3 separate regions of the Homo sapiens genome follow, and all the other regions are linked to region 1. Evidence: chromatin contacts called from ENCODE Hi-C or POLR2A ChIA-PET data. All regions are on one chromosome and are shown on one strand. The core of a region is the stretch at or near the end of the contact, and the rest is flanking DNA. Distances in the headings are between cores, read along the strand shown. Region 1 holds the start of LIPT2-AS1 (LIPT2 antisense RNA 1). Region 2 holds the start of INTS4 (integrator complex subunit 4). Region 3 holds the start of FADD (Fas associated via death domain).

Evidence for each region. A loop is a pair of places that touch in the nucleus more often than their neighbours do. ChIA-PET counts read pairs that join two places held with the same protein, here RNA polymerase II (POLR2A). Pooled maps may share reads with other maps.
Region 2: a loop to region 1 is called in a map of CD8-positive, alpha-beta T cell, with 7 times the contacts of the local background. The contact joins the promoter of INTS4 here to the promoter of LIPT2-AS1 in region 1. A Hi-C loop is called at or near these places in 2 of 168 maps with a recorded cell type or tissue (CD8-positive, alpha-beta T cell and naive thymus-derived CD4-positive, alpha-beta T cell) and 8 of 50 pooled maps. POLR2A ChIA-PET finds 5 or more read pairs at or near these places in 3 of 52 experiments (B cell, CD4-positive, alpha-beta T cell and naive thymus-derived CD4-positive, alpha-beta T cell).
Region 3: a map of CD4-positive, alpha-beta T cell shows a loop between it and region 1 (14-fold over the local background). The contact joins the promoter of FADD here to the promoter of LIPT2-AS1 in region 1. A Hi-C loop is called at or near these places in 1 of 168 maps with a recorded cell type or tissue (CD4-positive, alpha-beta T cell) and 5 of 50 pooled maps. POLR2A ChIA-PET finds 5 or more read pairs at or near these places in 1 of 52 experiments (activated B cell).

The regions. Positions count from the first base shown.
Region 1 is chr11:74,492,057-74,495,302 of GRCh38, reverse strand. LIPT2-AS1 (LIPT2 antisense RNA 1) reads right to left here and starts at 1,923. Exons shown (of 2, transcript NR_171028.1): 1 at 1,330-1,923. It overlaps LIPT2 (lipoyl(octanoyl) transferase 2), which reads left to right and starts at 1,579. Exons shown (of 2, transcript NM_001144869.3): 1 at 1,579-2,065; 2 at 2,939-3,246. The coding sequence starts at 1,600. The coding sequence ends at 3,168. RefSeq lists silencers at 1,344-1,593, 1,704-1,813.
Region 2 is chr11:77,993,025-77,996,059 of GRCh38, reverse strand. INTS4 (integrator complex subunit 4) reads left to right here and starts at 1,392. Exons shown (of 23, transcript NM_033547.4): 1 at 1,392-1,470. The coding sequence starts at 1,417. RefSeq lists a silencer at 1,008-1,077 and an enhancer at 1,278-1,477.
Region 3 is chr11:70,201,843-70,204,684 of GRCh38, reverse strand. FADD (Fas associated via death domain) reads right to left here and starts at 1,389. Exons shown (of 2, transcript NM_003824.4): 1 at 940-1,389. The coding sequence starts at 1,225. RefSeq lists silencers at 659-850, 900-979.

The DNA of each region.
Region 1 (3,246 bases), core at 674-3,173:
AAAAAATTCTAAAAGGTTGCACTCTGTATGATTCCATCTATACAACACAGACGTTTGCCAGGAATTAAGAAGCAGTGTAACTACAAAGAGCAACATGAGGGATCCTTGTGGTGATGAAAATGTTCTGCATCTTGACTTTATCAATGTCAGTATCCTGGTTGTGATATTGTACTACAGTTTTGCAAGGTGTTTCCATTGGGGGAAGCTGGGTAAAGGGTACATATAATCTGTCCATATTATTCCTTACAACTGCATATGAGTGTCCAATTTTCTCAAATAAAACATTTAATTAAAATAGTACATATGTGATTTCTCTTGTCCAAACCCTGATTGATAATTTGAACCCTTCATCAGACTGGAAAATTTCTCTTCTATTCCTAGATTGCTAAGTATTTTGGTCAGAAGAGGTGTTTATTTTTGCCAATAGATTTATCTGTATTTTTTAACATAATCATAGCTTTTCTTTAAAAAAAATTTTTATTATTTCTTCCAATGAAGGCTTTTCTCTTTTAAGGTAAATTACATTGTTTGATTTCAGAATGCAAAACCAACCTTGCATTCCCGGGATAAACCCTACTTCATCATGATGTATTAATCCTTTTATAAATTGCTGGATTTGATTTGCTAATATTTGCTTAGGATCTTTATGTCTATGTTTATGAAATGTTTTTCAGACACCTATGGTGTCTGAAAAGTCCTCAGTAAAAATTCATTGAATTCAGACTTGTTTAAATGATACTCTAACTGCAACATAGCTGATGTTGTGGTCCAGACACCCCCTCAGGGCCTAGACAGTCATTCCCTCAGCTTCTGGAGTTGGTTACTGATGATACACAACTGAGTCCTTCTCTGGGGGCCGCCCTCCACCGAGGGAAGCAGTCTTGCCAAAAAAAAAAAAAAAAAAAAAATCACAGCTCCTCCCCAGGTGTAGCCTGTATCCATGACTGGTCAATGCAAGGATAAGAGTTTCTGGCCCCCTTGCTTTAATGTGGAACTACTCTGAAGGGTCATCCTAGGCTCCAAGCATGCCTTGGGATTGGTCAAGGCCTCTGCTGCAACTGTTTTGCAGGCCAACTTCTTCCTCTGCCTACAAATTCCTGCTTCCTTCACTTTCTTACAGGTGCTGATCTTTAAGTTCTCCCTACCTCCACCAATAACCTTGTAGGCAAGCTAATCTCCCTCTTGCGTCCCCCAGGGGCTCAACACAGGACACACCACGTTACCCTGTTTTATTTTTCTTTTCATAGCATTTAACACCTTATACGTGAAATAACCTTATTTACTTAACACTTAAAATACTTATCGTCTGCTGTAAGAATGTAAGCTTACCAGGACAGATCTTTCTCATACGCTATGCACCGCTGTATCAAGCGCCTATGGCAGGGCCTGCAGAACACAGCAGGCACTAAATACTGGTTGTTGAATGAACCGATGAGTCTGGCCCCGCGCTTTTGGTCCTGGGATCACATATCCCCCCTCCAGCTTTTAACACGCACCTGGGAGCTGCGGCTCGGGGTGTGCCCCCGAGTCCCCGCCCCTCAGGCCACGCCCCCAGGCCCACGGAGAGGGCGGGGCCCCGCGGACGCAACGGTGGGCACGATGCGGCAACCCGCCGTTCGGTTGGTGCGCCTGGGTCGGGTGCCGTACGCCGAGCTACTGGGGCTGCAGGACCGCTGGCTGCGGCGGCTGCAGGCCGAGCCAGGCATTGAGGCCCCGTCGGGGACTGAGGCGGGCGCGCTCCTGCTCTGCGAGCCCGCGGGGCCCGTGTATACGGCCGGGCTGCGCGGCGGCCTGACGCCCGAGGAAACTGCGCGGCTACGGGCCTTGGGCGCCGAGGTGCGCGTCACAGGCCGCGGTGGCCTGGCCACCTTCCACGGCCCGGGCCAGCTGCTTTGCCACCCGGTACTCGACCTGCGGCGTCTCGGCCTGCGCTTGCGCATGCACGTAGCGTCGCTGGAGGCGTGCGCCGTGCGCCTGTGCGAGCTCCAGGGCCTGCAGGACGCCCGCGCGCGGCCCCCGCCCTACACTGGCGTCTGGCTAGACGATCGCAAGATCTGCGCGATCGGTGAGCGCCGCGGAGCAGGGCGGTACCTGAGAGCCGAGGTCGGAGCTTGAGGCCTGGGGGCGGGGTCTGACGGGGCTGGACCAACGGAGGTGAGGGCCGGGAGGAGGCGTATCTAGCGCGGGTTTTGAATCACAGCTACCCGCTGCGTTTGAGTTTTTAAGCCCCTTTTCAGATATCGTATATTCAGAAGCAGAAGGCTCCTCACATCTAGTCCAACACGCATTTCTGTTAAGGGAGAGACAAGAGAAGTGAATTGCCAGGTTACGTCCTGCGAATGACAATGTCATGGCAAATAAGGGTGCTAATTTTCAAACTTTTTTTTTTTTTTTTTTTTGAGACAGAGTCTCGCTTTGTCACCCAGGCTGGAGTGCAGTGGCGCAATCTCGGCCCACTGCAAGCTCCGCCTCCCGGGTTCACGCCATTCTCCTGCCTCAGCCTCCAGAGTAGCTGGGGCTACAGGCGCCCACCACCAGCCCGGCTAATTTTTTGTATTTTTAGTAGAGATGGGGTTTCACCGTGTTAGCCAGGATGGTCACGATCTCCTGACCTCGTGATCCGCCCGCCTCGGCCTCCCAAAATGCTGGGATTACAGGCGTGAGCCACTGCGCCTGTCCCCAAGCTTTTTTTTTTTTAAGTATTGGAATCTGTTAAAAGACATTTCCTGGAATCCTCATGATGAGTGCAGCTGCTTGAAGCCACGCACCCCTTCCTTTCATTTGTTTCCTTTTCCCATCTGAGTACAATCCCTTGTTTCTCCAGAAACAAAATTTGAAAACCGGTGATCTAATCCAGTTTTCTCATCGCCCTGAGAGGGACACCAAAGCCCGGAGAGTGGAGGGTATCTACTCTAAGACCCTTTGGCTTGCCTTGCAGGAGTCCGCTGTGGAAGGCACATCACATCCCACGGCCTGGCTCTCAACTGCTCTACCGACCTCACGTGGTTTGAGCACATCGTGCCCTGTGGACTGGTTGGGACAGGCGTCACTTCCTTGAGTAAGGAGCTCCAGAGGCACGTCACCGTGGAAGAAGTAATGCCACCTTTCCTTGTGGCCTTTAAGGAGATCTACAAGTGCACACTGATCTCAGAGGACAGCCCCAACTGAAGAGTACTCATAACAGCCAGGATGCTCCTGCCTTGGGAAGCATGAAGTCTGACTTGAGTCACCTACTGAAACCCAGAT
Region 2 (3,035 bases), core at 143-2,642, 3.5 Mb before region 1:
CCTTCCCTGAGGCACTCTGAAGAAATTAGGTCTGTTTGAACCACATTCATTCCCGTTACCCAGCACATTTCAGTTGCACTGTCACCATCAGTTTGGGTGTCTGTCTTCTCAGATTGTAGGACCTTGAGGATAAATACTATCTTTTGTTTATTTTTGGGTCCTCTGTATCCACCTCAGCCTCCTGCTTTTTTTTTTTTAAACTATCCCACATTAATTCTTTTTTTTTTTTTTTGATAACGGAGTCTCGCTCAGTCGCCCAGGCTGGAGTGCAGTGGCGCGATCTCGGCTCACTGCAACCTCCGCTTCCCATGTTCAAGTGATTCTTCTGCCTCAACCTCCCAAGAAACTGGGATTACAGGCGTGTGCCACCATGCCCCGACTAATTTTTGTATTTTTAGTAGAGACGGGGTTTCCCCATGTTGGCCAGGCTGGTCTCGAACTCCTGACCTCAAGTGATCCATCCGCCTCGGCCTGCCAAAGTATTGGGATTACAGGCATGAGCCACCGCGCCTGGCCCACATTCTTTTGAAAGACCAAAATAATGAACAGCTAGTTTCATGTAGGTTGTAAAACTTGACCTTGGATTTACTGACACTAACATGTGCACTACACCTTACAGTCCGTAAAATGTTCCTGCATTATTTCACTCCATTGTCACATCTTTGTCAGGTTAGTTATTATAAATGCATTTGTAGTTGAGCCATTTGCTCAAGAACCAGAGCTGTAGTCTGTAGCTTTGTTGCTTTATCCTTGGTCTCAGAAGTCTTCTACTGTACTATAGCTATCAGAGCAGGGATTGATGCCTTAAAGGATGGCAGCTTTTGCAAAACTGGAATAAGGAAGTATGGAAAGGCACCCCAAAACAAGAGAGGTGGCGCACAGCTTGAACAAAGGCAGTGCTCAGGAAACCTACAAACAGCATCGTGTACAGCAAAGGATGATGGGAAAGTCAGCCGAGCCTCTGAGTTTTTTCACGAGTCGTAAACCCCTTACAGAGCTCCGGGTTTTGCCTCTAGCTCTGGAGCACCCCGCCTCTGCCCTTTAACCTGTACTTCCTCCCTCCCTCCCTTCGCGCCGCGCCGCGCTAGTCTCTTAGCCACTCCGAGGCCACCAACCAGCCTCCCAAAGCTCCCATTGGGTTGCCCACCCTTTCAGTCTCAGCTCCTCCCGCCAGAGGCCCCGCCTCCCACAAGCGAAGCTCTTATTTCCGTTCTTCCGGCGTAGGCCGCCAAATCAGTCCGTACAGTGGCGAGGCAGTCGAGCAACAGGAAGCGGTCGCTCTTTCCCCAAATCCCACTGCCTTGTGGGATCTCGGCAAGTCATCCACCCACCCCCCGCGCCTACGCAAGTTTTCCGGATCCGTCCACCCCCGCCTCCCTCCTAGTGTACGGAAGCTGAGAGGGCCCGCGGGTAGGCATGGCGGCGCACCTTAAGAAGCGGGTTTATGAGGAATTCACGAAAGTGGTTCAGGTAAGCTCTGGCGGGAAAGATCCAGAACCGATCCGGACCAGGGTAGATTATCCAAATCCCAGGCACTTTGCCGGAACAGAAGAGGCTCCATACGCCCGTGTTAAGTGCTGACTTGTTGATAATCTCTGATATTGCAAGTTAGTGGGCGTGTTAGTTTGCAGCCGCTGTTGTCATTAATATGTGAAGTCTGACAGGATTTTAAAAAAATTATTAGGAGAAACAGTGTTTTTTAATTTACGAAACTGTCTTATCCGTTATTTCATTTTATTCTCTCACACAACTTTGCTCCATCGCGTTACATTAGCATCCTCGTTTTCCAGATGTGGACATTGAGCCTTCCGGAGGGGTACGAGGATACAGCCAGTTAGCAGCAGAGCCCCTTCTAGCCTCCCCGCACCCCCGTTCCAAAAAAAAACCTCCCAGGGACCAGTTGGAATATACACAAGGTTCTAAGGGGCTGAAAGAAGGGTCTATAGAATTCCTTCAGGCGCAGTCTAAGCAGGCGGGGGTCACAGACTTCATAGGGGAAGAGCTCTCTATTGGTAGAACAGCTCACCTAGGAAGGAGGGCAGTACCTTCCTCACCATGAAGTTGTGACAGGTGGGCAGAGTCCCTGTCGGGAGTCAGTGATGCTCCATGTGTCTCCACGTAGATGTTGCTAGGGTTGATCCTAAATCATCCTGATGTCCTATTTCTCAGATATTAATGTGTATACAAATTACCTGGGGACGTTGTTCAAATGTCGATTCTATTTGATAAGTCAAGCAGAGGAGGTGAGGCAAGATTCTGCATTCCTGACATGCCCCCAAATTTACACCAGTGCATTGGTTGCATTCTTAGATCCTTAGACTTGTAGAGTGGCAAGGCTTAGAGCATCCAGCAGGATACTGATCCTTAAACATTACATGGATTCATTCATCCAGCATTAAAATATGTTAATACAAATACAAAATATGTCAATACATAATATAAAATTTACAATTTTAACAATTTTAAGTATAAAGTTCAGTGGCATTAAGAACATTAGCACTGTTGCACAATGTGATTTCCTCTCTTCCCAACATTCTGTTGTTCCCATTTCCCAAGACTGCTCAGCCCTCTTCCACCCATCCTCACATGACCAGATATGCCATGTGTTCTTGTGTTTGCATATCTCAAAACTCTTGCACTGGTTGTCTCTTCTCACAGAATACATGCCATTCTTCCCTTTCTTTTTGTTCTCCACCCAGTGGACTTAACATTTGTGCTTCAAGACCCAAATGAAACCTCAGCGAGAGCTTAGTCTCTTCTTCACCTGTTTCTGTAGCATTCTGTGGTACTAATCTATTTGTACTTTTTGTTCAGTGCTGCTGTCATTACCGGTGTACCTATCTTCCCACCAGTCGGAGGTCCTTGATGGCAGAGCTAATGCCTGGCTCATCTCCGTGTCCTGGAGATGGACAATAGGGCCTGGCTCACTAAAGTGTTATTGGTGGTTGAATGACAGTTGATATTGCTTGTCCTCTCCCTTATATAATACTTAGGGAAAAAATTCCTAGCTTTTGACCTAACTACAGCTTCGATAA
Region 3 (2,842 bases), core at 140-2,639, 4.3 Mb after region 1:
CAGAGAGCTGTTCTGTCCATCCTGTCCCCAACAGGCACCAGTCTTTACAGAGTGAAACCCATGGTGACACATTTAGGCCCTATCTGATTGGTGACTGAATGGCTGATTCCAAGCTACAGCTTGAAGCCTCTGAGAGGCGTCCCCAGAGCACTCCCAAGCCTCTCCCGACTCTGAGAACAAGGGGGGTAGGGCTGAGAAACTCTGCTGTACTCAGGGTTTCTTTTTTATCCTGGAAGCTGCTGCAATCCACAGGCGAGGGTGGAGAGGGAGTGACCGAGAGCAGGACAGGAAGCCACTCCACAATGAACTTGACCAGAGAGGCAGTGTAGTGGCTAACACTACCCATCCGGAGGCCGGACTGCTTGGCTCAAGCCTAGCTCCGTCAGTTATCGGCTGCGCATTTCGACAAAGCCACTTAACCTGTGAGCCACAGTCCTGTCCTCTGTAAAATGGGAACAGTGATAGCTAACAGTATCTAAGCCACAGGGCTACTGCGAAAATTGTATTTGGCAGTTACAAGGGTAAGCGGCACACTGTAAGCCCCTGGGTAGGAGTTACTGAATGCTAGTATTACTCTCAGACAGCCGTGAAAAGCATATTCCGAGACAGAAAGGAAATGATGCGAGGCAGGCTCACCCAACCTCTGCCCCTCCCCCACACCTTCTCTGACTCATCTTTTCTTCAGTGAGTTTTCTAATTTACCCGGGCAGAAGTGGGTGGAGGAAAAAGGACTGTGCGTGTCCACGCCCTGCAACCTCGAATAAGTTAACTTTTCTGCGTTTCTGGCTCTCCCATCTGCAAAACCAGGGCTGTACGGAGAAAACCCACGCAAATCAAACCCGGCAAAGGGGAGGCGCCTGGAGGCCAACCGGAGGAGCCTCGCAGCACCTACAGCCGGGCGACCAGGCCCTGGCTCCCCCGGCCCGGCCCCGCGCCCACCTTCTTCCCCAGGCGCGGCCCCGGCCGCCGCCCCCGCCTCGAAGTCGTCGACGCGCCGCAGCAGGTCGTGGCGCCGCAGGGAGGCGAGCAGCTCGCGCAGGAGCTCGGTGTGCCCGGGCTCCAGGTCGTTCTGCTCCAGCAGCATGGAGAAGAGGTCTAGGCCGCTCTGCACGCGCTCCAGCTTGCGCTTGCCCACGCGCCCGAGGCATAGGAACTTGAGCTCGGTCAGCTCGCTGCTCGACAGGCTGGACGACACCGAGTGCAGCAGCACCAGGAACGGGTCCATGGCGGGGTCTGCAAGCGGCCGGGGCTGCGGCCCGGCCCTCCGTGCGCCCTCTGTCCTCGGCTCGCTGGCCCTGGCCAGGTCTCGCCGCTTGCCCAGCGGCCCAAGGATTCCACCCCCGAACCTGCACTCCGGTGCCTGATTCACTACAGGAAATCGACAAGAGCGCGTTTTCGACCGTTATCTCGCGAAAACTAAGGGACCCGCGCATGCGTCCCTAGCGAAGCCGCAGCCGTTTCCGCCCTGGCTGGCGGCGCCGCGGACGGGCGCGGCTTCTGCGCCTGCGCCCGGCGTATCGTCTCTTTTCCGGGTGGGAGGTGGGGCCTTGGGTGTCCTGAGAGCCTGCAGGTGGCCCAGCTCTCTGCGGTGAGGGCGGTCGCGCCTCTGCCGAGTCCACCTGTTTGCAAAGCGCGGTGCGGCCCTACTGTGTGCAGGGCCGGGGCGGGGAGGGCGCAGCCCGAACGTCACGTGCCCTCACATCTGTTGGTGACCAAGGTTACTTATGCATTAACGTTTAGGGACAAACGTGGAAAATGCATTCTTTGGTGCCCCTGGAGACATCTTGTGTGTGCAGAAAACACTACTCAGAAGTTTATGTGCGTTTAAACATGTGATTTAAATAATACATGATTTCCAAAGTAGCAGTCGTTTATTCAATCAACAGTATTGAGCGCCTACTGTGCCAGGTAGTAGGGTCTGGGGACAAATTAGTGAGCGAAGCGCGAGGGTCCCCGCGTGCCCGGAGTTTACATCATAATTACAAAAGCGACACGCTCCAGAAGAGAAGGTCGTGGCGGCCGTGGTGGCTCAGCCTGCAATGCCCGCACTTTGGGAGGCTGAGGCAGGATTGATTGAGACAAGGGGTTCGAGACCAGCCTGGGTAACATAGTGAGACCCCGTCTCTATTAAAAAATAAAAATAAGGAAAAATAAGGAAATCGTATAGTATGCCAGAAATTCAGAAGAGCCAGGGGAAAGGGAGTCTCTTCACGGGGTGGGCGTGTGGAGGGTGGGGGGCCCGGTGGTCTGATGGGGCCTCTGTAAAGGCGCAGGTGAAGGCTGGGAGGGGCCGGGTACCTAGGTGTGGGGGGAAGAGCTGGGCACACGGAGAACAGAAGAGCAGAGCACAGGGGACGGCTGGGGTTCCAGGAGCAGCAATGCCGTGGGTCTGGAGGTGAGGAGGGGGTGCAGATTAGGAGAGCCCTCACCAGCCAACAAGGACCCAGCTTTACCACAGGGTGGGGCAGGGGCTGATGCCAGCTGAGTTTGTTTTCTTGAGATATAATTCACATACCATTCAATTCACCCTTTTAAAGTTATACTTCAGTGGTTTTTAGTGTAGTCACAAGGTTGTGCAACCCTTACTGCTGTCTAACTTTAGGACATTTTCATCACCCCAAGAAGAAACCCATTAGCATGTACTCCTCCCCTCCCCCACCAACCACGAATCTACTTTTTTTTTCTTTCTTTCTTTTTTTTTTTTTTTTTGCTGTTTTGAGACAGAGTCTCGCTCTATGGCCAGGCTGGAGTGCAGTGGTGCGATCTGGGCTCACTGCAACCTTTACCTCCCGGGTTCAAACAATTCTCCTGCTTCAGTCTCCTGAGTAGCTGGGATTACAGG